6 separate regions of the Mus musculus genome follow, and all the other regions are linked to region 1. The links are chromatin loops, found by intact Hi-C in ENCODE. Cell type or tissue: gastrocnemius. All regions are shown on one strand.

What was found. Hi-C counts contacts between places; a loop is a spot of excess contacts. Peaks named below come from ENCODE experiments on the same cell type or tissue, not always from the same donor. Only the 100,000 strongest peaks of a DNase experiment are listed, where the experiment ranks them.
Region 2: it touches region 1 in a loop (2.9-fold over the local background); 7 of 42 quality-filtered maps call a loop at or near these places.
Region 3: it touches region 1 in a loop (2.5-fold over the local background); 7 of 42 quality-filtered maps call a loop at or near these places.
Region 4: a loop joins it to region 1, with 3 times the contacts of the local background. A loop is called at or near these places in 8 of 42 quality-filtered maps.
Region 5: a loop joins it to region 1, with 2.0 times the contacts of the local background. A loop is called at or near these places in 7 of 42 quality-filtered maps.
Region 6: a loop joins it to region 1, with 4 times the contacts of the local background. A loop is called at or near these places in 16 of 42 quality-filtered maps.

What each region holds. Positions count from the first base shown.
Region 1 is chr19:55,738,714-55,743,713 of GRCm38, reverse strand. It overlaps Tcf7l2 (transcription factor 7 like 2, T cell specific, HMG box), which reads right to left and starts at 1,904. Exons shown (of 15, transcript NM_001331146.1): 1 at 1,184-1,904; 2 at 872-938; 3 at 517-641. The coding sequence starts at 1,372. It overlaps Gm31734 (predicted gene, 31734), which reads left to right and starts at 511. Exons shown (of 3, transcript NR_168128.1): 1 at 511-552; 2 at 1,122-1,505; 3 at 3,024-4,109. In gastrocnemius, a CTCF peak has its summit at 2,064; DNase peaks (open chromatin) are centred at 605, 1,053 and 2,039; H3K4me3 peaks cover 2,944 bases; H3K27ac peaks cover 3,329 bases.
Region 2 is chr19:55,641,223-55,646,222 of GRCm38, reverse strand. 4930552P12Rik (RIKEN cDNA 4930552P12 gene) reads left to right here. Exons shown (of 4, transcript NR_045318.1): 3 at 2,622-2,795; 4 at 3,672-5,000. Among named protein-coding and RNA genes, the nearest start is that of Gm41871, 57 kb to the left of the region's middle. In gastrocnemius, no CTCF peak of the experiment used is centred here; DNase peaks (open chromatin) are centred at 2,085, 2,417 and 2,761; H3K4me3 peaks cover 1,406 bases; H3K27ac peaks cover 2,015 bases.
Region 3 is chr19:55,411,371-55,416,370 of GRCm38, reverse strand. All of the region lies in intron 5 of Vti1a (vesicle transport through interaction with t-SNAREs 1A), which reads right to left. Among named protein-coding and RNA genes, the nearest start is that of Vti1a, 98 kb to the right of the region's middle. In gastrocnemius, a CTCF peak has its summit at 2,093; DNase peaks (open chromatin) are centred at 2,117 and 4,288.
Region 4 is chr19:55,542,944-55,547,943 of GRCm38, reverse strand. The region is part of intron 7 of Vti1a (vesicle transport through interaction with t-SNAREs 1A); the gene reads right to left. Among named protein-coding and RNA genes, the nearest start is that of Gm41871, 160 kb to the left of the region's middle. In gastrocnemius, a CTCF peak has its summit at 2,234; a DNase peak (open chromatin) is centred at 2,214.
Region 5 is chr19:55,804,649-55,809,648 of GRCm38, reverse strand. All of the region lies in intron 4 of Tcf7l2 (transcription factor 7 like 2, T cell specific, HMG box), which reads right to left. Among named protein-coding and RNA genes, the nearest start is that of Gm31734, 64 kb to the right of the region's middle. In gastrocnemius, a CTCF peak has its summit at 2,366; no DNase peak of the experiment used is centred here; H3K4me3 peaks cover 1,015 bases; H3K27ac peaks cover 1,545 bases.
Region 6 is chr19:55,874,928-55,879,927 of GRCm38, reverse strand. All of the region lies in intron 5 of Tcf7l2 (transcription factor 7 like 2, T cell specific, HMG box), which reads right to left. Among named protein-coding and RNA genes, the nearest start is that of Gm52391, 61 kb to the left of the region's middle. In gastrocnemius, a CTCF peak has its summit at 2,081 (motif pointing right); a DNase peak (open chromatin) is centred at 2,107; H3K27ac peaks cover 2,605 bases.

The DNA of each region.
Region 1 (5,000 bases):
GACTGCTCGCTCAGCACGGTGGCTCCTGGAGCCAAAGGCACCGGGAACCCGCGCGGCCCAGCCGGGCCTCCCAGCCAGCAGCTAAGGGGTTAACCTGGGGAAAGCCCAAGACGCACAGAAGAGGGAAGGAAGAGAGGGAGAAGAAAGAGCCACACAGTCCTCTTCCCAGGGACAAGAAACAAACACCACCAGCAAGAGGGGGGAGGGGGAAATCAGAGCTCAAAAAAAAAAAAAATGAAAAAAGAAAAGAGAAAGAAAAATTAAAAGTTCAGATTGGCACCCCAACAGAGCCCTGCCTGAGGAAAAAAAAAAAAAGGCTCCCCGAATCGTGAGGCAAGCACAAGAAAAGCCAGAACATGGCGAAGCGCAAACAAACCCAGTCCACAAAAGGCAGAGAAAAAGTTTGGAGAGTTCGGGCCGCGAGGGGGGGAGGGGAGGGGGGAGGGGCGGGGCGGGGGAGGGGCAGGGCATGCGGGGCCGGCAGGCGGGCAGGGCGGGGAGCGCGGTGGCACTTACGGTTCGGGCGGTGGGCGAGAGCGATCCGTTGGGGAGGTAGGGGCTCGTCAGGTCGGGGATCATGATGAAGGGGTAGCCGGGATACGGTGGCCCCTTAAAGAGCCCTCCATCTTGCCTCTTGGCCGCTAACATGGCGGGGCGGCGGAGGGGACGGCGGCGGCCGCGCGGCGCGGGAGAGAGCGGGAGAAACTTTTTAGCAAGTGTCCCCCCGAGGGCCCGCGCGCGTCCCCGGGGCCCGGCCGGCGCGGGAACTCGGGTAGGGTGGGTGGGGAGTGGGGCGAGGGCACCCGCCAGGCCGACCCCGGGGAGGGGGAACGCAACCGCGCGGTTTTGGGGGCGCGCGGGGCGCACTCACCTTCTTCCAAACTTTCCCGGGATTTATCTCGGAAACTTTCGGAGCGAGGCGGAGGCCGTCTTTCCGCCTTCCCGGAGGGGCGAGGTGGGGAGGGCGAGGGGCGATAGCCGCGCCGAGGGGGTGCGGGAAGGGAGGGTCGGCGGAGAAAGGGGTGCAGAAAAACACGGTTACAAGTTTTCGCAGCCAGCAGCCCGGGCCACCGTCCGCGCCGCCCGCAAGCCCGACCCGCCTCGCCTCGCTCGCCTTCCAGCCCCGCTCTCCCGGCCCTGGAACCGGCTGGAGCCACCCGCCAGCCCGAGGGGCTCTTCCTACCTCGGAATCGGAGGAGCTGTTTTGATTCGTCTCTGATTCATTGACCAGCGAGGACTTGACATCGGCTAAATCCCTTTCCGCCGAGGAGTTTTCCGAGTTCTTCTCCTCCTGCTCGCCTTCGTCTTTGAAGGAGATCAGCTCGTCGTTAGCGCCTAGGTCATCTCCTCCACCGCCGTTCAGCTGCGGCATTTTTCACCCACCAGCAGCAGCAATTTTGGAAGAAAAATGAAGGAGGAAAAAAAGCAAAAAAAAAAAAAAAAAAAAAAAAAAAGTTTTGCGAGTCCCCCCCAAAAAAATACTGCAAGAAAAAGACGAGTCCAAGGTTAACTTTTTTTTTTCCTGCTTTGGGGTCTTTCTCTCCTGGGGAGGGGAAAAGAGGGAGGAGGGGAGGGGAAGGGGGGAGATCTTCTGCACGCGTGAGTTTGGGTTTCTTTTTTTCTCTCGTTCCCAAGGATCCGATCAATGTGCAAAAAAAAAAAATAATAATAAATAAAAAAGGGGGTAAAAAAAACAACAACAACAACAAGAAGAAGTCAGATATAAGAGCAAAGGGGGGGGAAGCCGAAGACACCGAAGGATCTCGTGCCGCTCGGATTTGAGTGAGTTGAAGTTAGACTGAGCTTTTCAGTTCAAAGGCGGCGCTGATTGACAGATAGAAAAAGGGGGATCGAAATCCGGAGGAACGGAGTAGTCTGGGAGCGGAGATTATTGACAGGGCGAGAGGAACACACTCGCCTTAATGAGATGCCAGGGGGCGGGGCCTCCCCGGTGACGTGTGCATAAATAAACAGCCGGGGTGGGCGGGGCGGGGGCGGCCAACAATGATCCTTTGGGCGCCGGGAGAGGGAGCGGGGCGGGCCGGGGCCGCGGGAGGCGCGCGGGGTGCGGCCTGTGCTCAGCGTGCGAGCCGGGCGCCCGGACGGTGCGGGCCTCGCTCCTGGAGGGGGCGGGTTCCGAAAGACAATGCGGACCGGGAGAGGAGGGGAAGGGGGTGGCAACCCAGTCCGGAATCTGAGCCGGGGAAGGCGGAAGGAAAGCCCACTTGGGGGGCGGGGATGGGGAGAGGCCCAGAAAAAGTGTTAGCCAAGAAGTCCTGAAGATGGGGTCCAGGAGGGGAGGACTATGGGACACAAGGACGGGGTGCTCAGTGGTTAAGTCCCCGATGAAGTCGGCCGCACTGGGGCGGGAAAAGACACGACTGGTCCAAAAGAAGGCTTACCTCTCTTGCTCTGAGAGAACCAGGGGAAGCAGAGAGGCTGGGCCATCTACAGGGAGGGTAAGGCTCCCCTCCCTTGGCTTGTTTAATGACAGTGAATCATGTCATTCAATGTAAAGTCCCACTAGGTTAAATATGCCAAGAAGGCGTTTTATCCAAGAAAACAAATTGTCTGGGGTATTAAAAATATCCTTAAGGAAAATGTAAAGGTTTTTTTTTTATTTTTTTAACTGACGTTGGAAGTAGGAAGTGATGTAGGATCCAAGTCCTTTGGAGGTGAAATGTTTGGGCGTTAACAGCTGCAGGGAAAAATAAAAGTGAAAGTTCACCAAGCCCTGGGGATGAGTAGAGCTGGAGTTTTTCTCCAAAGGGGACTGAGATGAAATGCCCTAAGGCTCTAGATGCTGAGGGCCCTGACAGGAGAAAGTCACCAAAGCTGGCCCAGAAGCCCTTGGGAAGAGGTGGGCAGCCTGGGAGTTGAGATGGGTGTTTGTTGGTTATTAGGCTCCAGTGAGGGCAAACCGATTTGCTATGAGGTGGTGGAGAAAATTATGTTAAAGGAGAAAGGTGGATCCCCAAACCGTGTTTCTGTCTGGTAGACTCAGAAGAGCCTTTCCCTTGCAGATAACCAATGAGAAGTGGACTGGGACGTCCAACGGGCAAGAGGAAGCAAAGAAAAAAGAAATCAGAAAGAATGAGTCAGTGGGGACTGGCAACTGCCATTAGGTGTGATGTTATCCTGAGGTCCACCACGTATTAAATTAACCCACCCTCCCCTTTAATAAGCTCATCTGTTGTAGATTTCCAAAAGTAACCAATTTACTGTGTAATATTTAGAGAATTTGGGGTTTCAACAAAACTGTTCTACAGGCTAAGGCCTCAGAAAGAAGACAACGGAAAACAACGATCCTGAGATTCACAAGGCTAACGAATTCCCCTGCACTGGGAAAAAAAAAAATCCCAAGCACATTTGCACACTAAAGGGAAAGATGCAGACAAAATAAGGATGGGGTGGGCGAGGCGGGTGAGAATCACAGTCCCACCTCCCAACTTTCATATTCATCAGAAAACCAGAAGTGGAGGGAGAGAGAAAGAGCCTGGAAAAAAAAAAAAAAGCAAAACAAATGTGTACATTTCATCGGACGGCTTGCATGGGACACAAAGCAGAGGGCTAATTAGTCTCAGCAGGTAGGACTAACCTTCAGACTTCATAAATAAATAAGACAGCGCAGTATCTAAGAGGGAGAGCAGAGACAGAAAGGGGAATATTTCAAGACACCAAGTAAAAACACGAAGCATGAAATGCAGCCCAGTCTTGAATCAGTGCACAAACGACTGAGCTGTCCCCTTCCTGGGCCTCCCCTGGATGCCTTTAGATTACTACACATCTAGCCCGACATCTAGCTGTTTAGCTAGGTATGTAATCAAGCTGGCAGCTTTACACACTTGCTAATTGCCACCTGAATACATCTTGTACCCAAGCTGGTCTCTGCACAATATAGACTATGCCAAGGCCTGTTTCAGGGGCTTGTTGACATAAATGAGAGCCCTTTCATAGTAACTGTTTTATAACCAATTCTTTGTCCTGCAGGATGGGTTTGGATTCTGTTTGTATTTTACTTTAACCCTGATCTTCATCAAGTTGAATAATAGGGTCTTCTGTGTTCCTTAGGGGTCTGGTTGTGCAATAAAAACTTATGAATATACTAAGTCAAAACTGTTAAAGCATCGCTCTTATGAGCATACTGCGTTTTATCACGTGCAAACAGGATGCTAAGGGCTCTTGTTAGTGACCAATGCCATCATCTAGTTTGACATAGCCTTATTTTCTCATTCAAAGGGAACCTTTGAATCTTCCCTTAAATCTCCCAACTTAATTAAGCAACTAAAAGTTATTCCTTGACAGCCTATAGGCCACATTTAATTTCATTGTTTGGTGCTATAAAAAAGGCCTGGGGAGAGAAAGCAGAAAGTTCTCACTGACTTCTTAGTCCCTGTTGTGGCCTGTGGTGGTATCCAGATGGGTAGGGAAAGAGGAGAGAGCAAGGAATGCCACTGCAGGAAGCAAGATAAATGTGATGTGATGTGATGTGATGTGATGTGATGTGATGTGATGTGATGTGATGTGATGTGATGTGATGTGATGTGATGTGATGTGATGTGATATGATATGATATGATATATGCACAACAAAAAGCCAGATTGGCCGGGCGTGGTGGCACACGCCTTTAATCCCAGCACTCGGGAGGCAGAGGCAGGCGGATTTCTGAGTTCAAGGCCAGCCTGGTCTACAAAGTGAGTCCAGGACAGCCAGGACTGCACAGAGAAACCCTGTCTCAAAAAAAAAAAAAAAAAAAAAAAAGCCAGATTGGCCCACCATGTAGACCTGCAGTTTATAGATTTGGCAAGACCTCTTTAAATACCAGCCGACTCATGTCCAAGTGTTCAAGTTCCTTCTCTTTATGCCCTGATGACTCTTAATTTAAATGACTGAATTCTGACCAAATAACAAAGATACTAAAGATGCAAGAGAGACGGCCAGACTGGTCCTGATGTTGGCTTGGACCTTGCAAGGTATTTGGACATCCTTGTCTTTGCATG
Region 2 (5,000 bases), 97 kb after region 1:
CAGGCAGTCACCACCCGCTGTGTTCAGCAGAGATTCAAAGGCAGGAGAAAGCTTTGCTCTGGAGTTTCAGGTGTGCCCTGACCAGATGCCACTGGCCATGGGAGCCATGGGACAGCTAGCTTTAAGTAGCACCCATGGGATTGGGTATGCATGCACCGGTTGTCCTAACTTGGAAGTATTGACAGAAACCTGGATAACTGTGAGTGATTAATGAAGGTGTGGGTACGTGGTGCTCATTGACACAGAGGGTCTGTCTGACTTCCTGGGTTGTCGCTAGAGATGGCTATCCGGCCTCCTGAGGGTCCCATTTCTTAGGCTGCTCATCTTAGATAAAGGGTTCTTGGCATTTTAAGTATTTCAACTCAGTTTTGCTTTGAACAGGAAATGTGTGCTGGAGGTTGTCTATTCTACTATGAAGAAGGTCCTTTGGTCCCTGAGACTCCCTGGTAGCCATCAAATGACTATAGGTCCTTTCCCAGGTCCTTTCTGGGTGCCAGGTCCCCATGTGCTGCCTGCCTGCCTTGGGAGTAGAAGGGGAGGCTTGGACTTCTTGGCAGGGGTGGATGTGGGTGTGTTTTCACCTCAGGCCCGAGGGTGAGTCTGTCCCCTTAAGGGTAGCTAGCCAGAGCGAACAGCTTCAACTGTGCCACCGGGTGGTTTAGAGGTATGGTTAGCAAATGTCTTAGCATCTCTGAGGCAAGACTTTACAGTTGTAGTGAGTCCTAGGATCCTGACCTTAATTTCCCAGAGAACAGGGCACAGGGGTTGGATTCAGACTTCCGGCCCTGACTCCCCGTCCTCCACCAGCCACAGGCGATCCTCCCTTCCCTCCCAACCTCCAGCCTCAGGCAGCTGCACTCTATCAGGATGCAATCTAAATGCAGTCTTAAAGACCTTGAAGGTGGGCCAATGGTGAGTTCAAGGCCAACCTGGGCTCCCGTCGTGATCCCCTGCTTTTGAAAAGAGGAAGGAGTGGGGAGATAGCTCAGCCAATAAAGCAAGAGGACTTGAGTATTGTAACCCCAAGCAAGAACTGACATAAAAAAGCCAAGCACGGCGGTCCACTTGTATTCCTGAGATGGCGGATCCCTGGGCTTGGTGGCAGGCAGCAAGCCTAGCTGAACTGTCGATTCCAGGTCAGTGAGAGATCTTGTCTCAAAAATCCAGGTAGAGGCTGGGGAGATGGCTCAGCCATTAAGAGCGCTGTTGCTCTTGCAGAGGATCCCAGATTCAGGTTCTAGCCCCCACACAGTACTTCACAACTATCCAGAACTTCAGTTGTAAGGGATCTTCTCACCCCCGCGGGTACCAGGCACACAGGCAAACCACTCAATCACAAAAAATAAGATAAACACACCTAAAACCCAAAACAAGGCAGAAGGTAGTTCAAAAGACAGCATTCATCTCTGACCTCCACAAACACAGGTATACTTATGTACCTGTACACACGTGAACACACACGTGTATGTGCAACACTCACACAAATACCAACTGCAAATATTTGCAGAGTTCGAAATTCCCCAAATTTTACTCGAGCATTATCTGTGGCTGGGAATTATCTACACATCCCCAAGGACGAAGCTGAGACAATCCTGGTTGCTCTGTGTCCCCAATACTCAGAAACTGCCTCCTGGCAAGCCATGCCGACTGCAGCTTTCCAAGACAAGGCCTCCCACTTTGCACACCAGCAAACTGAGGCTCAGAGCGAAAAGTCACTGAAGTGCTCCGTGTCAGGTGGCTGAAGCAGGACCAGAAGCCCAGACTGGTGAGGTAAAGGCGCCCCCAGCTAGCCTAGCTGTGATTCTGATTCATATGAGAAGAGCCCACTCATCCTGCCAGGGAACCAGGCAGATGGGGAACAGCACTCAAACGGGTCCTGAATGAGACAAAGTGGAGGTGTCACCCTTGTCTGTGGACCTCCCCTCCTTCCCAGGTTCCTGATGTCTTCCCTCCGGTAGCAGCTTTTCTGGAAGTGTTATTCACCTGGAGAGCCGACCCTGAGAATATTTGGAGTCAAGGAGTTACATGAGCATGCTGGCGTCCACACATCAGCCTGATGCCACGGGTCCCCTGCCAGCTTTGAGGTCCCATCTTTCCAGAGTCAACTGCATTCCGTGGGAGGATTGGGGGGGGGTGCACGTATGGGGGAGGGGGTGCGCGTGCGCGCATGGCCCTTTTTGTTTTGTTTTACTTGGGTTCGGTTCTGGAGATGGGAGTCAGGCCCAAAGGCTTGCACCAGCAGGCTTTTTACTGATGGAGCGGGCTCCTCAACCTTGGCGTTCCATTTTGCAGTAGAAACCTGACCCTGTTCTCAGTTAAGAGATGAAGACACAGAGGCATACCCACTGCCTGATTCCAATCTTGAAGCTTGTGCTTATGTCACCAACTGAGAAGGGACATACTGTCACAGCAGGGAGCTGAGAGTATGGGGGTGGGAGGGGAGCGCAGCCGAAGTTCCATTGTATCACAGCGGGGCGGGGGGGAGGGGGGGCGTGAGGCACGAGACCGATACTGGGACTCCCGAGATAGCCTTTCTATTCTTGGTTCTGCAATGAGCTTGCTGTGTGCCCTTGGGCAGATCAGTTCCTCTCTCTAACGCCCAGTTTCCTCATTTTCTACAGCCAAATGCAGAATCTTAATGGCTTTCCCTTTCGGTTCGACAAGCCCAGAGCTCTAGCCTGGGTGCGGGCTGTGTGTGAAGAAATAGGAGTCTTGGTTTCGTTTTGTAACCTGGGCCCCTCCAGTGCCTACCAGCTGGGGCTGGGAACAGGACCAACATTCATTGACAAATGAAGGTGAGTTTCAGAGAGGCAGCCTGGGCTGTCACAAAACTCTGACAGAAGAAGTGCAGTGCTGGGGAAACCCCAGGCTTCTGTAAGCCAAGGCTCTGATTGGTGCACAGCGTTTGCTCTTCCTTCAGACCAAGGCCTCCAGCCAGTTCCCAAGCCATTAGCTGCTGGTTTTGATCAATGGCAATAGCATAAACAACAAATAAGTCCATTCGCTGGCAATTTCAGTCATTTGTGGCATTTAATTAGCATAATTGACCCAAACTGGAACTTTTCCTTCCACCTGAATTTAAAAATACATCCCCACTAACCCTCAGTACATCTGAGAAAAATTTCTTCTTCTTTTTTTTTAATGAGGCTTTAACTAAAGCCCAATATCAAAACACTATATAATACTTTTATCTCATCGAAGACATTTGATGCTTATTAAAATATTACTGCTTTAAGGCTTATTTTTTTTTTTTTTTTTTTTTTTTGCCCAAGAGTGTGTGCAGAGCCTCACTCCTCAGATAATAACAAAGAAATCTTAAACATGAAAAACACACATGAAAGGTAATATGTTCCCCGTTAGTCTCAGTATCATTTCCCCAGGATTTATTACTTTCCAAATATAGCATTAGCTTAAAACTAAAAGGCCGTTTACAGTAATGGGACACTTGGTACTACTTTGGAGCATGTGGGCTCTCCCAGGGCCTTGTACAACGGCTTCATTAAGCGGGGAACTGTGGGGGAGAACGGCTGGGTTAAAAAAAAAAAAAAAGAATCCCAGCATGTCTCCTCCAAGGCCCCCCAGATAGGCCACCTACCCTGACCCAAGGCCCGTGTCTAACAAGCTCTTAATTCCGCTTTCAGAACTGCTCTTTCACGCGTTGTTTCTTCCAGAGATGAAAACATTTTCGAAGCTGACAGGCCATCAATTGGGTGCCACCCGGGAAGAGAAGCCATGGTCTGCAGCTCTGCTTCCTGGCCCCACCACCAGGAGAATATGGGACTGCCAGCCACACCCAATGGGCCGCCCTAGGTTTGGGAGGTCTCTTTTTATCCTGAGAGAAGGCTTGGGAGCAGTTACGAAAGCGACGAGCCTACCGGCTTGGACACGGAGCAGCGATTGCTTGGCTTGTTGGGTATGGCTGAGGCCTGTATACAGTTGGATGACCTAAGTTATGGAAGGACAGAGTAGTCATGTACACAGAAGGGCCCTCTTGAGTGGCAGCTAGGGCCACTGTAATTTTGTCCCATGGGGTAGCCTGGGTCAAGCTCTCACTGGAAACTGCCAGTCAGCCGAGGGACCCTGAGGAGACTCACATTATCTGTTTGCTGTTTAGGTCCAGCAGTGAAGGCCCCTACTGATTTGGGGAACCAGCCTCCTGGCGCTTCCTAAATGCCCTGTTTTGAGAAGTTCCACAGAGTGAGGGTGTAAGTGTCTGGCCTGAAGGGAGAGACATGCTCCCCCTGGGTTCCAATCCCCATCATACCTTAGCTGTCAGCAGGGAGGGGAGGTTCCAGAGGCTACAGGAGGCTGTAGCAGAGAAACAAAGGCTTACATTACTACTCCAGGTTTGCTGTTCTCCCCGGAGGCAGATGGCACTGTGTGTTGGGTGGGGATCACTTCACCAGGCCTGCCTTTGCCCCAAGGGGCAGTTTCTTGGATAGGATAGGGATAGTGTCATTAAGCCCATTTGAGGAAGCAAGCAACCAACCGTTACCAGCTTTGGACTTCACTGACCATGTTCAGTTACTGTTGGACACTCTTTTCCTTCAGGCACAAATGGGTAATTTCTCATGTTCCTGCCTCTGTGACTGGGGCCAAGCAGGCATGTCTCCTTTGTTCAGTTCACTGCTCCCACCTCTGGAATCGTCCCTGCTGTCCAGGTTCTCTGGCCAGGTGTCACATGGCTTTACTCTGTCGGCAGTCCTCATGAGATCGATGACTCCTGGCGATCCACGTGTGAATGACTTGTAGGAAGGGCGCCGGAGTGAGCTGAGGTTGACAGAGAGCCACCTGCAGAGGCTCCAGCAGCTATGTGAGTGTATGGCTGGACAGTGTCACTTGTGAGATGCTCACAGTCCTGTGGTGTCAACTAGATCAAAGTCTCTCATAAGATAGAAGATGGAATCTGCCCTTGGTCACAACGCTTGATTCAGAACCCTGGCTTTTTATAGGGCTACTCTTTCCTCCGGTGATGAAGGTTAACATCCTGGAACATCCAT
Region 3 (5,000 bases), 330 kb after region 1:
CTTTAGCTGCATACCAGGAACGCTGTGCTAACAGACAAAGCAGACCACACCACACATCAGCATATACAGCTTCTCGTGGACTGTAACGTGGTGCTTATGTCTGAGACCACACACTTCCCTCTGTACCACAGGACAGACTGCAGCATATTCTTCTATAAGTACTTTCAGAGCTATGAAACAGCTACAAATAAGAAAGATGATTAAAAAGATCACTTCCAAATATTGAAAAGCCATCCATTCACTTTGAGATTCAGTAAAATATAAATACCAATCTGGCACTGCCTATGATAGATCGCTGCTCATATAAGTATCAATTTTTTATAGTCTTTAAGAAAGACTGTTTGTCTTTCTTTTCACAAAGTTTCACATGCTCTAGAATCCTTTCCAGAGGCAGTTCACCAACCCTTGGGGAAAAGTGGTGCTATAAACCTGTGGTGACGGCTGGATTTGTCAAGTCATCACTACAGACAGCATCTACAGAGTCTCCCACATCTTATGTATGGACAATCAGACTCCACAGATTTAACAAATCAGAGACTCACAGTGTCCATTACCCAACTTGGTAGAGACTACATAATAGTTTTGGTTACATGAAAAAAAGAAATCACTGACTCTCCTCCACAGAAACACTACTGATGTTGTGTATCAAGTATTCACTATCAGGAAAATATTTCATTATATAAAATACTCTACGAAGAATGGTTAGCCCATGCTCTATACTGCAAACTGCCCTGTTAGTTCTAGTTCAGTTGTTTGAAATCATAGAAACAAATATAATCAACAATGCATCTCCATGTACTATTTCTGTAGTAAAATAATACCTGCCATCATGTACATGAATTCATAAAATTCTATCCCAACAAGACATACTTTATAAAGTAAATTATGTTGTAACATTTAAAGTAAATAGTATGCTACCTTTGCAAAAAAAATGTTATCCAAAAAGCTTTGCAAAAAATATGCTATAGGTCCAAAGAATATGACTTCATTTGTTCTTAGAAACCTTTTTAAAATGGTGAACTTAGGTATATTTCTATCAAAGGCAAGTCAGCCTCCATCTAACTAGTAGGGGAACACCCAACTGACAGACACTTCTCCCCATCCTCCGAGGAGGTGCGTGGGTAATGATGGGTGTTCTGGGGTGGATGTTAGAACTGAAGCAAGTGAAGGCTGGCACCTGGGAAATCCAGGCACAGTCACGTGTGCCCATAATACTTGTGGCTGTTTGCCGTGAGATAATTGTAAATCTCATGTTCTCATTTTCATTTACAACCTCCAGCATCACCACACAGGAGCAGCTCCCATTGCACAGAGGATGACTCTATTACGTGAGAAAACAGAGGTTTTCAGAGTCTATCTGTGCAAGGAAATGACTGCAGAGCCCTTGGTTCAGAACCTGCCAGCTTACAAGACAGATGAGGATGACATTAAACCCACAGAAACCCTTGGATTTTCTCACACTTTTGACAAAAGTATTGGATTACTCTTCAGACTTCCTTTCCAAATGATAAAAGCTAAGAAACATTAGAAGTGAAATATAATTGGATCTTATTATTTTAAATCTACTCTTTTAACTTATGCTTGAATCAATGAATGCAACAGAGACATTATTACAAATTTCATGGAAATAAAGGAAGAAAATACAATGCAGCAACAACAGCAAACTAGTTCTTTCTTATATTTGTTTTAAATCTTGCATTAGGAAAGAAAAAATATTTGACTTCAGATTTTTATGCAGACATGCTAAATAAATTTCAATATAAAATTTCTAAGTATATTTTTACATTTAGTATATTTGACATTTTATAGTTATTTTACTACTTAATTTTAAGTAATCTTTAACAGTTAAAATAACTTCAGGCATTTAGATTATAAATATTTTTTAAAGAGCTAGGTTTTAAAAATGTATTTACTTATATCTTTAGAAAATAATGAAAATATGTGTTCTTTAAAGTATGAATTTAAAATTCTTAGAAAAGCATCTTAAAGTCTGCAAAAGAGTCATAGCAAAATATCGTCTTTAGCTACAGTAAGTAAGGTACCGCACATTAGAAAGGACGGGAGTCATCTTCACTCCTGTGCAGGAGGAACACTTTGCTGAGTGGTGGCTCAATGGCGCAGCCTACGTGTTGAGAAGTGTAACAACGAGGAAGAAGCAGACTGCAGCAGGCTTGGCTCCCAAGTTCTAAATGAGGGCTTGAAAGCAGAATGTGGCTTTGGAAAACCTCACAGGCATAGGAACCGTCTGTGCGCTGTAACTTGCACTGCCATTCTTATAACTATTTAAAGTAAGTGAAAGCAAAGATTAATAAGGCAGAAATAAAAACGATTATCTTTCATTTTTGAATGGCTTCTGAATAAATGAACATTCTTTTCCCTCCACTTAAAACACAAACACACACACACACACACACACACACACACACACACGTACGGAGGCATACTGTTTTCTGGCTAATATTCTTTAATAGCTTATGTGTATTAGATTAGCATGCAACATTGGTGTTCATGATACCGTTCAGGTAGAATTTCCTTAAAAATTCCAAACATAAACACTTACAAATTTTAGTCATGAAATCATTCTAATTTAACAATGCATTTTGCTGACTAAACAGATGCCTGCCGATTTACGGTCCAGGTGATAGGAGGGCTAAATAAGATCTCTTCTGCTATCTCAGATACGAACTTGATAATTACATTAACTTTCCTGAATTCCTTTCCTCTCCATATAGCATGGCTCTCAAATTGAGTATGGAGGGATGTTTTAGCCGAAGGCACTATAGTCCTTTGTCTCCCACAACCTGATTAAGGGAAATACAGAAATATGTATATTTGAAATATCAAACTAGCCAGTTTCCACAGAACATATTTACAAACACCCAATATTAATATTATAGTGAGAGAAAACTCACTGAAACAAATTTCTTTAGGTGTGCACTAAAAGCCAGCATTCTAGTGTGTCTAATAAATTCCCTTCCTTGTTATTTATGTATTTTTATCTCTTTTAAAAAGCCAGGAGCCATCTCTGAGGAAAGGCCTCAGCACAGAGTCCCAACTCTCCTCGCATCATGCAGAACTGACTGTTAATTCTACCACTGAAAAGGGCTGTGTGATTAAAATCTGAGCTCGTTCCTCTTCTCCATTATTGTAAAAGGGGGGTGACCCTGTAAATTTACTCAAGCTGTTTAAACACAGAAGACGTGCAAGCACTCAGAGGCCCCGTGTCACAGGCTGGGGACGATCAGGAAAAGCTGCCTCAGTGACACTGCAGCTCAGACGCTTCAACCTCACAATATGAAGGGTTTTTAAAACTGTACTTCAATCACGCAGCAGAGGTCTCATCAATGTGACATGGACTCCAGGAAAACAAACTAGCAGTGGAAGCAAGTACGATGTGCAGAAAGGCAGGCAGCCTCTGCGCTCACTACTGATATGTGGGCTGGTTTTTTTTTTTGTTGTTGTTGTTTTTGTTTTGTTTTCTGTTGTTCTGTTAGAAATCAACGAATGTTGAATAAAACTAAAACAAAAGCTACTGAAATGCTTGGTTACTTATGATTTAATTCCAAGAGCTCTTTTCATTCAGTTAACAATTGTGGTTTCTCTCTTCCTCTCTCTTTCTCTCTCTCCCTCTCTCTCTCTCTCTCTCTCTCTCTCTCTCTCTCTCTCTCTCTCTCTCTCTCTCTCTCTGTACTATTTTTGAGATCTATTCCACCCTATTATTTCATGAACCACAGTTATTTTATTTTTCTCTTTAGTTGACACTGTAACCTCTTAGTGTTTCAAAATAAACCTGATGGCCTGTTATTCTTGAACATTACATTATGAAAGATGCTACAACTCACAAAGCTGCCCGTTAAATGTGGAAGCTCAGCTCACCCCCTTACCGTTTGCCTTACAAACAAATCTTGCTGGCTCCAAACCTTGCACTCTCCCTCCGGAAGAGTGGTCAGTCCGAGTCTGAGGGTCACTCTGCTCTGAAACAGAGCAATGGGCAGGCTAAAAACAACCCCGAGGAACAAATTAAAATTAAATTTACCCGTAGGTCTGCCTTCAGGAACTTCTCAATTTGTGTAAAAACATATGGGTGCTAATTTAGCATGAATATATTAAGACCATTAGAGACAGTAGTCTCTCATTGTTGGTCTCCAACAGTGGTCAATGACACCATTTTCTGCTTGCATTTCCTCGGGCCTTTTAATGCATCTTTGTTTAGGCTCACAAGCCTAGTGGCCAATGTAAACATGGTCAGTGACACATTAGGGCTGGAAAGCCAGGCCAGTGAGCAGACCTCCAGAAGGGCCATTGGGTCTATTGCCAAGTATGCAATGAGGCTACATCCCTGAAATGCTAGAGATTACTTTTTTATAGAGAGAGATGATAAATGAATTAGTCTCTTAAAATTTTCTCAAAATTCTTTGTTTTGCATACAAAGCCCATCAAGGAAAAGGCGGTCTGGAAGCTGAACTTTGTGCTACATGGGTTATAGACTTTCTTTGTGGTCTTGACGAGGGATTGTACCTTAGCTACCGTAGTTCAAGCGTAAAAATACTTTGTCTGTAACACTATATACTGTTGCTAGTGACCCTCTAAATCCTTGAACCAACTGTGTCTTCTGGTGTCACAGAAGATAATGCCAATTTATTGCAATGTGTGGCTTTTTTTTTAACTGATTAAAATTAAGCCGTAAGCACGTGACAATGGAATTAGCACATTTGGAGTCTGTTTTCCCACATCCCATTTTGTGCCAGTGTGGCTGGTCCCTGCAACTCTACGCGGGTGCAATTTTAATGACTTTGCTGTGTTTTGATGTTCTTAGGAAAAAAGCCCGGCTTGGTGTTTGTGGAGAAGGTAGATACGGCGGCTGAAGAGCTGTGATTGGGAACATGGTGACATCGATGCTGCTTTCCGATAGGATCGGTGTCATTTTCCTCTCAGCGATAAGACACCTCCACTGACAGTGGCTGATTAGGGGAAATTTTATTATAAAATTCACTTTTATC
Region 4 (5,000 bases), 200 kb after region 1:
GACAACCTACTCTTAACTTCTGCAAGACAAAGCCTTCTAATTTTTAAGACTCTTTTTATGTATGTATGTATGTATGTATGTATGTATGTATGCATGTGCGCCGCATGCATGCTTGGGGGCTGAGGAGGCTAGGAGAGGTGTGGGCGGATTCCCCGAACTGAGGACACACACAGTTGTGAGCTGCCATGTTGTGGGTCCTCTGAGAAGCTGCCAGTGCTCTAACTGTTGAGTCATCTCTTCAGCCACCACCCTCCCCTCACTTCGCAGTGCTGATTATTCACCTGGCTGTGGAGAAGTGTCTTTGCTTTATGTCATCCATCTGTCTGTCTGTCTATGTTGTAATCCATCTGTCTGTCTATGTTTGCTTTTGCTTTCCGTGATTTGGGGTCGTAGATGGTAAATCTTTGCATAGCCCAACAACACTGAGCGGTTCTCCTCTATTTTCTTCTAATGTTTCATGGCTTTGTATATTACTCCTTCTCAGTTGATGATGAAAGACATGGTCTAGTTTTATTCTTCTGCATGTGGATACCCAATTTTCCTCAGAAACATTTGCTAAAGAGACAGTCCTTTTCCCAGTGTATGCTCTTAGAACACTGAGTGAATATTTATTAGCATCTATAGTTTTTGAAGCCTCTGATGATTTTTGCCAATAGCCAGAGCTGAGGGCTACTGGGCTAACCTGACACATGTTTCAGAAAGACTCCATAAGAATAAAAGAAAACCTGGCATTTCTGTAAAAAGACATGGCACCTTGTAGGATTCCCATCAAACTTATGTGAACATGAGACCCTTGTACAAAAACATGTGTTAACATAGATGGAAACTGCTTTTGGATCTCCACGGAGACCAGCAATGAAGGCCGATACCCTTGCTACACTTTCAAGCAGAAAGCCCCACACTGTTAACTGTGCAGGATAAAGACCAAGCCTTTCCTCAACAAGGATAAAGAAGCAGCTACCCCATGTTCTCAGCAGGGACAGATGCCCGATGTCATAATTAAAAGGGATCTGACATGCTACCTAACACACACACACACACAAACACACACACACACACACACACTCTCATCTGCTCACACATGCTCAGTTACGAACATACATGCTCATACATGCTTACTTACACACAACTACACATGTTTATACATGCTCACACTCTCACACACACGCTCATACATGCTCAGTTACAGACATACATGCTCATACATGCTTACTTACACACAAATACACATGTTTATACATGCTCACACTCACACACACATACACACACGCTCACACATGCTCAGTTACAGACATACATGCTCATACATGCTTACTTACACACAAATACACATGTTTATACATGCTCACACATACACGCTCTTACATTCATACACATACTGACACACATATATACTCACTCACAAACACAAATACACATGCTCATATACGCTCACACATGTATACACGCTCTTACATATATACATACACAAACACTCTCTCACACACATATGCTCTCACATATATCCTCACACTGACACACACACACACACTCACACATGAAGCCCTCCACGAGCATCCTCTCAGTGAGCTGTCCAACCACGAGGGACCTCATTCCTTCACAGGACAACACATTTCATTGCTGGGCAGATCCAGTGTCTGTTATGTTGGCCACGAAGCAGCCTCCCTCTAACCTCTACTGTTCACAGCTCAGTGATTTGGCTGAGCAGCAGAAGCCTCCCTTCTTCTCGACGAGTGCCCCTCGGTACTCTATTAAAGTGGGACAGGGAACACCACTGTACACACAGGACGGTACAGGAGCCAAGCGACGTAGATTTGAGCTGAAGCCCTGGCCCAGACTTTCCGGCATGACAACTAAAGTCCCTTAGGCCTGACTTTCATCATGGTTATAAAAACTGCATAAACACAAAGACAACGGAAAACTGGTGTTCTTGTGAACAGTGAATTAAAAGTGTAAGTCAAGTGCTTTACGACGGCCAAGCACAGTACAAAACATACTTGTGAACAGCGAATTAAAAGTGTAAGTCAAGTGCTTTACAACGGCCAAGCACTGTTCAAACAAGTTGATGCTTTAGTAGTACTTTAAGGTACAATATTTCTGTTTGAGCAGCTTTTTGGCCAGTTCAATCCTGTGTTAGCCTTGTCTGCGGAAGCTAGGCTCATTCAGCTGCTAAGCTAGAAGTGAACACTGTTCACGAGAGCTCCACAGCGCCCTCTATCTGCCTCTTGCTTCAGCAAGCCAGTGAATTCCAGCACTGTTGCAAGACCGAACGGTGTGCAGATACCACCTGCTGACTTGTGACCAGGAAAGATAAAGAGTAGCAGTCCCAGAACAAGGCCTGGTCTAGAGTCTTCTGTTCACTACGTAGGCGGCCTTGGTCAGATTTGCTTACCCCAGGTTCCCATACACACGAGGAGAGAAGCAGGATATTTTACATGGTATCTATTAAAACAAAACAACACGCGTCAAGCTCCCAGCAGGATATTTTGTTCATTTGACTGAAGGGTATTTTAACCAGTGTGGTTTTTAAAAAATTAGTGAAAATCTCTTTGAAAAGTCTACATTGTCTTCTAAAACAGTGGGCTTCACCTACATGGAGACAGCGTTCCAGTCAGCGTCAGTTCTGCATGGGACCCACGTACACCTCCTCTTAGGCTTTCCTGTCTTTCTGTACGTAGGCTCTCTGGTCTCAGCCTCATTGTGCTGCCCAGGCTGCCTGCCTCTCAGTGCGTAACCTTCCTGTCTCTGTGGCCCAGCTGCTGGCATTACAGGTATATGTCCTTGTGTTTGGCCAGATAAGCCAATCTTCAACCGTGTGTGATTCCAGACCACTAGTAACCGTTTTACTAACAAAATTGGCAAAATAAAGTTTTAGAAGTAAATTGATTCCTGGGAACAATTTGGTTATTCTGTAATTCCCAAAAGCTTCTACTGTAAAAATAACATCTTTAGTCTGTGTACTCATTTGAAAGTCCCTCCCTGTGAGGGGTGCATCTGTGTCCAACTTGGTTCTGTAACTACATTCCTGAGGTCAGGGAACAGAATTTGTAAAAACTCAGAGAAACGGATACATCTCCAAAGGAGAAATACAAATGGCAGCAAACACAAGAGAAGATGCTTGCCATCATTTAGCCATTGGAGAATGCCAGAGCAAACCACGAGGCTTCCCCATCTGTGCCAAGCAACCCTAACAGAAAGACAGACAATAACAAGTGGTGGGAAGGAAGTCAGGAAGTCAGAGCCCAACACACAGCTGCTGGGCCGTGAACCACAACACTCCCCTCAGCACACAGCTGGCATTTCCTCAAAAGTCAAGCAGAGGAGGTACCGTTATCACTTAGGATTCTATTCTTAGGTACACAGAAAGGGGAAATGCAAACATACATTCACAAGAAAAGCTTTTCAACAACATTATTCATTATAGGCAACAGGCGGAGACAACCCAGAAGTTCACATCTTGGCAGATAAGCAGATGAATAAAGCTTGTGAGTATACTGGTAAAGTATGTATATACGCACATGCACAGTATAGGAGAAGGCTACTGGCCAACCAAAAGACACTTGGTATTAACACACGCCTCACCATGGATGGCCCTTGAATTCATTATGCTAAGTGAAAGAAGGGAGACACAAAACGGCCCATGATGTTTGACTCTGTGCATGTGAAATGACCAAAACAGTCAAACCTATAGAGACAGAGGAAGATGGGCCATTGTCAGGAGATGGGAGGGACAAGGAATATTTTCTTTTAAGGGTGATGAAAATATTTCAGAATTGACTTTGGTGGTGGTGGTTGTCTGACTAAGCAAATATGCTAAGAGCCAGGGAACTATACATCTAAATGGGTGGGTATGTGGTATGCAAATCATATCTCAATAAAAGCTATTAAAAACTCAATAGAGGCACACAGTCATTAAACTATAAGACTCAAGGATCAATTAAATTTAAATCAGAGTGCCGAGTACATGTGTGTGTCTATAATGGCATCTTATGTGGATAATTGCTTTATATGTTCGATTGCTTTAAACCCATTTTTACATTTATATTATTTTTCAGGAGCAGCTGAATTTTAGGGAGGTAAATAATAAACAAGGCTATTGTGGCTCTGGAAATGACATTCTTTTATTTTACTACCTAGGATTGACTCGACGGTGTAAAATGCTATTAGGAGAAAGAATGGCCAAGTCTGAATGAGAGCATGTATTTCATCGTGAAGATAAAAGTCTTTCTTCTCTCTAGTGAATACAGGTAATTTCAGAAGCAGCGACTCCTAATTATTCAGTGTTGAAAAGCTAAAAAAAAAAGGTTCACATTGAAAACAGTGACCTCCAGTTTGCTCTGTGAATGAAGACAGACACAAATTCTCATTTTCCTGGAATCCTGGTTGATAAGTGAGTTGGGGAAATGCATGCATTTCTTCATTACAGTGCAGTCGACTGTTCATTTAAATAACAATGACGGGCATAAAAGCCACAGCCGCATTATCTAGCAGTTCTACTGTGTTGAAACGCATTATTAGAGTGAACAATGCCAAGTACAGTAAATAAATGGCTGTCCCTCATTTTAGCATTATTCCTGCTTGCTTAGCTTTGTGAGAGGGCACCATCATTACGATGGCTGCATTCAACACCTTGGCCAACACCATTCACATGCATAACTCTTGAGCTGGGTTTACAAGTAGTTACGGTCTTTTCTAGCTCACGGAAAGCGAGGGGGAAGTCACCCCACCCGGTACTTAGGTATCAGGTAGTTTCAACGGAAAATAGTTGCAGAAATCAATGTTTGTTCACTGTGTCTGTGTTAAAACGGAAGCCTCCATTAGGGACAGCACACACAATAGGCTGGTTTAAAGTTGTGAAGTCTGTACCCACAATCCGACTTGAAATCAACTGTGTAAGAACTTGCTATTGGTTCTGCCTTTCACGTCAAAGTAGACACCGTCCTTTACTTTCTCTTCCATTGCCTGAAATGACTAGTGTCTTAGCCCAAAGCTCCAGGCAA
Region 5 (5,000 bases), 66 kb before region 1:
GATGCCCTGTGACTGGAAGGCACCAACCCTTCTAGTTCTTAGAATACTCAAGCTGGTTGTGCAGTACAACCGCAGAATGGAGTATTATGCAGTGATAAAAACAGACAGCATACCTGTATACCAAGCCCTGGCTGGTCCTTGACACTTAATATGCAATTCTAAAGAAGGCAGACAAAAAGGCAGGAGGCATGTGTATTATTCCACTCATATAAAATACTCAGGAGCTGAGGAGGAAAGGAGTGGGAAGCACGAGCCAGGGAAAATGGGGCTTCTTTATGAATACCGAGAAATCCCAGAAACAGAGTGCTGGTGTATGCACGGCCCGGGAGTATTCTAAAAACCACTGAATTGTACATTTTAAGTTTTATTTCTGTGTATGTATCTGTGTGTGTGTGTGTGCGCGCGCGCGCGGGTGAAGATACCCACAGAGGCCAGGCGAGAGCACCTGAACCCCTGGAGCTGGAGTCATAGGTGGCTGTGAGCTATGTGTCACAGGTGATAGAAGTCAAACTCCGGTCTTCTCCAAGAGCAGCAATGGCTCTTACCTGCTGAGCGATCTCGCCAGCCTGAACTGTGTGCTTTAAATAGATATGTATTATGGCATCTCAATTTAATATCAAAATAATATCTCAATTTAAGATGAGATATTTAAGAGAAGGCGTTTATCATTTGATGGTTATCTCATTGTCTGTCAAGAGACAAATGGGGGGACACTCTCCCACCTTCATATCATATCATATCATATCATATCATATCATATCATATATCACATCAAAGATGGGACAGGAGGGCAATCAGTGTAGGTCCTTGAGAACTAAGCTATTACCAAATGGGACTGTGGTCCCTGGGTCTCTGGGAGGACAACACAGTCTACCCTGGATGAGAGATGCTGTTGAAGGGGAAGGGGAGTTAATGGCTGCTAGGCTGCAAGGCTAAAGTATACATGGCTAACATCCTGGAGGAATGGTCAAGTCAACAGAACCAGGACTCATTCACATGTGCACCCTGCAGGCCAGGCTAGCCATCTGTACCTCAGCTCCTCCAGCTGGAAATGGGTGTGAAACCGCTCCCTCACCAGCTTTGCCCCATAAAGGATGAGTCAGCAAGATGGCTCGATGGACTAAGCCCTGGGACCATGCCTGACCCTGGGGTTGGACCCCAGAACCCCAGAGGAAGAAGCAACTCCACAGCTTGTCCTCTGACCTACAAACACTCACAGGTGAGGACACAATCAATCAATCCATGTAAAAAATTAAAAACCTTAAACAAACCATGGCAATGAAATCAAGGGGAATGTCACATAGTGCAGACAACTAAGATTTAGAGGTTTGGGGGTTTTTTTGTTGTTGTTTGTTTGTTTGTTTTTCCTCCTCTGACTGTTCCAGGGATTTAAAAACTACAGATCTCTTGAGGTGATGGGTGACCTGGGAGGTAGAGACACTGAGTGATAGGGTCTCGCTATCCTGAGACTTTAATCTCAATTTTTAAGCCACTCGGTTGTTGCTGATTTTTTTTTAATCAAAACTTTTCTTAATTCCTTCCTTGCTCTGTGGTTTGGGGCACACAAGGCAGAACTTTTTCCAAGTAGAGGCTCCTCCCCTTATTCTATTTCCCAGTTCCCCATGACAAAAAAAAGAAAAAAGAAAAACAAAAAAAAACAAAAACAAAAAAAAACCAGCCTGAACCCTTCAGTGGGAGAAGGATTTAACTCACTACAGTCTGACTGCACAGGAGCCCAGTGCAGGCGACCCAACCCCAGCTTCCTGCTCCAGCTCACTTCACAACCTTAGATGCCTTCTCTTCTGCAAGTTTCTCCCCTTGTCACATCTGAAAGGGGTCAGTGGCTCCATAGAGGTCTCCCCTTCCAAACTTTTATTGCCGGTTTCTGGCTGTGACAGGCTTGTAACAGTGATACTTTCTAACCCTACACCCGGGAACCCGGGGTCGGCAGTTCCTCTGGTTAATTCTGCACCAGGAGGAAGAAGCCCCGGGTCAGAACGGACACGTCTGACCTTCTGCAGGTCCCTCGACCCCCCTGCCTGCTCATCACTGCTGCCTCCGCCAGAGCTGCCTGCCACTCAAGTATCATCTTGCTGTAACAAATTACTCCTAACCCAGGATTACTGCTCTTTCCAAATCCCTCCTAGAGAGCAAGGAAATAAACATTCTCTCCCAGGACTCTGCCCCAGTTGTTCCCCTGCTTAGTAATCCCCAGCCCTCTTTGCTTCTCTTGTGCGCTTCATCTGGGAGGTCTACCAGGTCAGCTAGGCTATCCTGGCCCACTCCGCTCTCAGGCGTAAACTGAATGTCTCAATCATCCGCCGGGCACAGTTAAAGATGAAGGCGGGCTTTCTGTCCCCACCTCACGATGGCTCCCTCTGCCCACACGCTTCTATCTGCCTACAGACCCGGCTGCCCTGATGGCAGCCACTCGAGGAAGTCCACACTCCAAATTTCTTCCTACCAGTCCACGAGGATGAGCCCCAAGCCAGCTCATGCAGGCTAGTGCTGTTCCTAGGAAGCAGGGCTATGCTCCAGGGATGGACAGAGCATCTGGGGGCAGACTTAATGGGGCAAAGGGGCAGAGGCGGGGACTGAGTTACAGACTGCAGCCAGAAGTGCCCTTGGGTCCCCAGCCTGTGGCTTCCCTTCATAAACTAGCAGGCGATATTTTGAGCACAATAAGCTCATTGGGAAACGGAAATACAGTTCTGCTCATTTTCAAGCTGCCTCTGAAACACTGGGAGATTCCGGGCACTTGAGACGCGCAGGGTTGTTCAGGATTGTTTAATTGTATACACAGTGGAGCTAGTATGTGCCTAGGAGCAGAGGCCAGAACAATGGATCTTATAATCAAAGGGATAACAAGGAGATAAGGATCGCCCCAGCTGTTGTTAAGTGTGACTTTCAAAGAGGGGGCAGCACATGGCTGACACATGATCAACAAGGACAGAAACTTCCAGGAATAACCAAGACACAGGAGGAACACACAGCACATGCCCGCTTCCCCCAAAGAACAAGCCCCAGTGGGAGACGGAGAAGAGCTAGCACTGGGCTGTTGGACCAGAGGTCAAACTTCATCTTCTCATGTGTGGGTGGAGGCTGGCCTCTCTTTACTCCTGAGGACCATTGGGCCTCTGTAGGCCAATGTTTCCTCTTTCTTGATGGCTTGAGTCTTTAAAAGAACGTGGCTGGGAAAGCGGCAGTGACCATCTGAAGTTAACCACTTAGCCCATCAGTATGTCCTCTGCACAGGCAGGTTCAAGCCCAACAGCATCAAGATCAGTTCTTCCTCTCCCCCACTGCCCTCCCCCCGGTCTTCACTATTGACAGTAAGAGAATTTTCCAGGAGTTGGTTTATTTGTGATGCCAACTAGCCATGACCATAGAACCTGGCCTCGTGTACTTCCAGACCTCCCAGGGGCTCCCGAAGACAAAGACAGAGAGGGACTCAGGTCAAAGATAGCTTGGCCTAAGATCTATCTTTTAAACTATACAACATGGCTCCTGAGCTCTCTCCTTCAATCCAAACCACACACATACACACACACACAAACACACAGAGATACACACACATTCACACACACAGATACACATATACATATACACACAGGAGACACACACAAACACACACACACATAGAAACACACCAATCCCTTCTCTCTCCATCATGGAGTTGACTGACATAAAGTTGTAGAAGGATCATTCTGATTAAAAAAATATCAGTTAAGCGCCGGGCGGTGGTGGCACACGCCTTTAATCCCAGCACTTGGGAGGCAGAGGCAGGCGGATTTCTGAGATCGAGGCCAGCCTTGTCTACAGAGTGAGTTCCAGGACAGCCAGGGCTACACAGAGAAACCCTGTCTCAAAAACAAACAAAAAACCAGTTAAAACTGGGTTATGCACAGGCTCTGGTTTCACCTTCAGCACTGAGGAATTGTGGAGGGGGTTCCCTAATTCTGTCTCAGGTGACACAGCCAAATGGTGGCCCACACGTGCTCAGGTGTACAAGGGCCTCAGTGGGAATCTGGGGTGTATGGTTGGTACTTTTGGTACTTTTAGGGCCCTGGACACATGGCTTCACTTTGGCTAGCTTCTGGGCCCTCTCTGTAACAGAATTGTGGGTGGGAACAGAGCTCACACACAGGTGTTAGGAAAGAGCAGTCTACCTGCCCCTCCCTGAGACACGAGCCCGGTTCCTGAGCACACTCTCAGGTCTGGGAGAAATATTCATTAGGCATGCACATATAGAAAGTGGTCAGGCTGCCCAGGTTGTGCACCCGAGTAACAGACTGGCTGACAACCCAACACTCTGGCCCACATGCAAATGGGCAGGTCAGAAATTATTCCTTCAGTTACTTTCTAAGAGGTCTCACCTCCCCTCTCTCTTTCTGCCTCAGAAATGGGCTTAGCTTGGAGAATTCAGCACTGCCTAAGGTCCCCTCGTCACCTGAGTGAGAAAGCCCCTCTCAGTTTGCGAAGTTTAATGAGGTCCCAGCTGTCGAAATGGCAAGCACAGCCCAGTGCCTTACCTCCTGGGATGCAGGTAAGTTAGCATCATCCCAACCTGCAGGTCCTCCAGAGTCCAACCTGACTCAGTGCAGACACAGAGGCACAGAGTGTCACACGTGGCCACCGACTGAGAGGAGAAATGCTGCCTCAGCAAATTCTTCTGCATGACAATTCATGCAATGCCTTAACACCTGTGTGCCCAGGAACAGTCCAGGAGGCCATTTCTCACCATCACGACCACCATGCTGTCTCCTTGCTCCTGGACCACTGAGCCCTGTCCTTGTCTGCAACCGGATTAATTGGACTCACTGTTAGGAATCCAAAGCATAAAAAGGGACCCCGGAGCGTGCAGGCACTCAGAGGCAGGCTGGGTCCATCTACTTGCCTAAAAACCCTGACTGAATACCTAATCTAACGCATGCCAAATGCTGCAAGCCCAAAAAGCTGGATTCTTTAAGAGACATAGAAGGTGACCATGTAAAGGCAGG
Region 6 (5,000 bases), 140 kb before region 1:
AGATTAGTCTGCAACTGGGACACACACACACAAAATATTATCATCACTTGGGTAGTATGTATAAATATCAATATTGATTTGGATTTTGTCTCTTTAAAAGATTTATTTTGGATTATTTAAATATTTATGTGAAGAAGTATTCTGTGAGTGCATCTGGTACCTGAAGAGGTCACAAGAGAGCATCAGATCCCTGTACCTGGGGGTCCTGAGGAGCCTTGGGCAGGTGCTGGGTCCTCTGTAAGTACAGTGTTACTTTTAACCACTGAGCCATCTGCCCAGCCCTCCCCCCCCCCCCGGAAGTTATCTCTTTGACTCAATGCTTAGCTTAGCCCATGTTACGTTTGCACATTTGCTTCTAGGTTTTATAAGCGACGAGGTAAATGCCTGGCATGGATACACAACATTTTTAGCTGTTTTCCCAAGTATAAATTAGGTAAAATATACAGATGCTTAGGGGTCAAGAGCCAGCAACCAGACTCCACTTTGCCTTCACTATAATTTTGAGGCAGCCAAGCTTGTCAGAAAAAGCACTTTTGCAACCAATGAGGTATGTAAGTTTAAAACATGCTTACTGCTGTGCCAAGTATAAATATACAGAACTAGTTAAGCACTGGTTAAATGCTAAAAAAAGAGAAAAAAAAGCAAGAATTTATACCTAAAAACACCACTACTGGAATATTGGGGAGGGGAGATCCTAAAAGAGGAAAAGGAAGAGTGAGAGGCACTGGAGGTGGGAGAGGGCACAAGCAATGACTTCTGGGTAGACAATATCTTAGCATTGAGATTGCAAATTCTTTAAATACAACTCCTAAAACCGACTTCTTTAAAAAAACAATTATTCACACAGTGACGGGTTCATGAAAAAGGCTTGAGAACCTAGAAGGACAACTGAAAGACCACTGTCATCTGAAGAGACACCAGGCTTTTCCAAAGACAACCCTATAGAGGGCCATAAGAAATAAGAATTGATTTTTCTAAGAGAAGGGCTTCTTAAAGCCAGGGGAAGAAGCCAAGAATTACCATGCTTGTTAAGCAAATGTGTTTAATGTTTCCTGACATGTCTTCATTGGTTTTAACAACTGGCCCTTCTAAGCTTACAGCAAAGCCACTTTCTATGATGGTTTATCAGCATCGTCAAGAAAGAGCCATTTTTGAAAAGACTTCTTTTGATTCCACATTCCATCAGAACCATGGTTTAGGTAGAACGTTAAAATTATCAAGTGAATCGCATAAAACGACGCCACGTTCAAAACCAGTGAGTGACACGGCAGTTTGTTCTTACACGGGAGCTGGTTGAGAGTTTCCGCTTACAATGCTTAAGCCCTACATGGCTCTCTGCAAGGAAACTGGACATATGATGACCTTTTTGTACGCGTGTAGTCTGAATCTTGTATCATTTCCGGGATGTGAACACCTCTACTGTTCCTAATTTAAAAAAGGCAAAATTGAGGTCGCCAACAATATAGCCCCAAGACTCTAAGCTAACACAGTAAGTGAAGACTCCATGTTTGAACTCAAGCACTTCCTAGCTGCTCTTCCTAACCGTGTGTCTGCATCCCTGTCAGCCAACACAACCTGGCAGAGGGCTGCAGTGCAAAATGCCTGCGTGGCAATTCTAAAGCTAGGAGCTTCTATTGAACGCGCTGTGTTAAGTGATCTGTGCACACATGTAAACTTTTGGCAGGGATCATAGCAGGTCCTTTACTAACCGAGGGGACAGTTGGCAGGTATGGTACTGCAATTAATACAGATAAACCATCAATAGCCTATCTGCCTTTTGATTTTTAAATAAACAAAGGCTGAATGCTGTAATTAAGATCAGAAGTCCTCTGAAGGCCATATGGCCAAAGGGGAGCCGAATGTAAAGCCACCAGCAGGAATCAGGGAGTTTTTCGACTCCTAAGGAGGAAGAAGGGATTTTTAACAAATGTTTTCTCCCCTGGGACCTGGAGGACAAGTGACCTCCCTGCAGAAATGAGGTCTGGGGATCAAGACAGGAAAAAAAAAAAGGTACAATCTAGGTAGGAGCAGGAAAGGACCTGGTAAGCTGATGTTTGTAGGAAATACCACATGCATCCTGCAGGGGGCACACTGTGGCGTGTCCAGCCTAAGAGGACCTTGCCTGGCTTTTCTGAGGCCTGGTGCTTAGGGGACAATCCAACCCTGCAAATGCTGTGCAGTCGGCACAGTGGCTGGGCACACTGATGCCCGGGGGTCCCCAGAGTCTACTCCGTAATGCTTGGGAAACAATGACATCTCTATACCCACAATGGTCTCAGTGTGGGCCCCTCCTCCCACAATGGCCCCTTTCAATCCCCCACCATGAGCAATTGCCCCAAGTTTAACAGCCTGTGTTAGGGGGGCACCAGGCACAAAAGGAGGTGCTTCCAGGTTCAGTGAACATTTTACATCCATTCATCAGGGAAAAGACAAAAGCGACTCCCCACTTCACCTCAGGCAGGGCATCTACCCTACCAAAGAGCAACCTTTGTGTGACTGGGGGGCGGGGGGTGTCAGGGAACGCACTGTTTAAGGATGGTTGTGCAAACATGCTTTTGGATTATTTTTGTCTCCAACTAAAGGCATCTACATAAAAATGGGGTCCTTTTGTCACATAGGAAGGACCAAGCTGGACTTTGCGGGGGGGGGGGGGGGGGGGCAAAAGGCGTAAAAGCGTCCAAATAAAGATGGAAAAGGCTAGAGGCGGGGGCTCTAAATTACACTCTGGAATCTTTATTAGGAAAGTGGGCCATGTTTTCCTTTCCTTTACATTTTTATTGGGATTCACTGCGACTTTTATTACAGAATCTAGTGTTGGCTTTGTATACTGGCTTTAATTACTGAGTACCCTGCCAGCCACTCTTGACCAACACAGGCTGCTATGGGAAGCTTTCTCAGGACCCAAGCCTGCCTCTCCTCCTTGCAAGAGGAATCTGTTGGTGTCTTGACTCCACCAGTCAACAGTCAGTATTGCACTAGTTGATGAATGAGGCCTCAACTTAGTTGGTTACTTGAGTTACTTTGGGGACAGCTACAGAGCATACAAAGTGCTAATATTTGAAATAGTCTAAGTCATCCTTCCCTCTCAGAGTGACACCCACCCACCCCTTTACCCTGCCAAGCTGGATTAGTCATACTAAACATAGTCTGCTCCCAACCAACTCTTCAAGCTTTGGCAAGCAGGGCCCAGCTGACATTCCCGGCCCAGTTTAACATTACATAATGAGGACTTCTCTCTCCTTGTGGGCCACAAGTCAAAACAAACTTGCTGAACTCAACCCAGGGCATCAGCCTGCTTCCTGGTTACAAGACACGGGACTCTTAAGAGCAGAGTAGAGCTGTAAAAACCACCAGTGAACTCCAACGTGGTCAACAGCCTCTCAGCCAACTTGGTGATCTCTCTCCTACTTCCTCTCCCTGATGCTGGGGGTGAAAACTGTTCCAAAGAGTCCTTTTTCAGATCTCTGAGATGTTAACAAATCCCAGAAAGCATCACCCTAAAAGAATTCCCAAACACTAGGCCTTGGGGAAAGACAGAAGCAAGAACAAACTAATGTCCATCTCGTATAAATGGTAAGGGTGTGGTTTCTGTAGCCTGAAGCTCACAGCAATGCTCCTGTTTCAGCCTCCTGGGTGCTGGCCTTACAGGCATGAGGCAGCCTGTATGATAGGTTCAGCTAAGTGTTGCTAAAAGCACAGTCGTTGCTTGCAAGATTTCTAGTATTCCTTATGGAAAAGTCCTAGGCTCCTGCTTCCCGGTCTCCTTTCAGCAGAAATGCTTGGATTAAAATCCTCATGAGCATGGAAGCCCCTGAGGATCCCGGGCACCCAAGAAAAGTCATGATTTCCAGAGAGAAATATGTGACTTCACACCAGACACTGGATTCCACACATTTATCCACAGAGGACTTTTGGCTTCTGCACAGAACTTGGGTACTACTGAATGACATTCGAGTGTGCGGAGAACTGGGAGTGGCCGGGTCGGGTGGGAAGAGACGAGCAGGAAGGTGGATTTCTGCTGTGGGATGCTATGTGACCTGGTAACAAAGCCTGGGAGTCTTACAGCCCATTTGCTCTATCTGGGTCTCAGTTTTCAAAGTTTAGAAAGAGGCTGACAGAGTAGGGTCCTGTTGTGAGTCACCACTTAGCAATCTCCAGCGACTACTGTGAACAAGTTAAAATTACTCTGGCTATGGTTATCCACTCAAAAGCCTGTGCTTTTAGGTCACTGGCCCATTCCCTTGTCTTGAGTTATTTTATCATCTTTTCCTAGGAGTCCAGGCCCAACAAATCGCACACCAAACCTGTTGGGTAACATTCAATTTAGTACTATCTCTCTGCTATCTGTTTATGCACAGGGCAGGCCCTGATCGTCTCCCCGAAGCATCTTTTCTCTTTTAATCCTGGAGACAACATTTTTTTAAGTGACTGAGAATAGTTATTACAAAACCGATGACTAAGGCCTCATAGATAGCCCTCCCTGATGTGATTGGATCCTTGTGACCAATCACCTCCAATCCCCTGCTTTCTAAGAGCATATGAGGCCAGAATGCTCTGCTTACCACCTCATAGGTCTGCTTCTGATAGGCAGGTATGCGCCTGGATCAGTGTGGGCTAAGAGGGGAGGAGCAAAGATTTGGTGTTAAAGAGGCAAGAGTGGACATGGAGTCAGAAACCACTAGATTGGGAAGGTGGTTCAGTAAGACCGGGGCCAAAAGAACCATGGTTGCTGCAGAAGTGTAGATTTGGAGAGGCAGAGAAATGGGCCTTGTGGTAACCAGACTCTGTTCAGAACCATTGTCCTGATAATTCCCAAAAACCTGAAGGGGAGCTTGCTCGCTCACTTCAATGCAGCTTTGTCTGGCAGCTTCACCACCAAAACTACTCACACTGAGCCAGTTCACACTAAGCCAGTTCACACTGAGCCAGTTCACACTGAGCCAGTTCACACTGAACCCATTCACATGGGGGGAGTGGGGGGAGGAGGAGTCTGACTACCA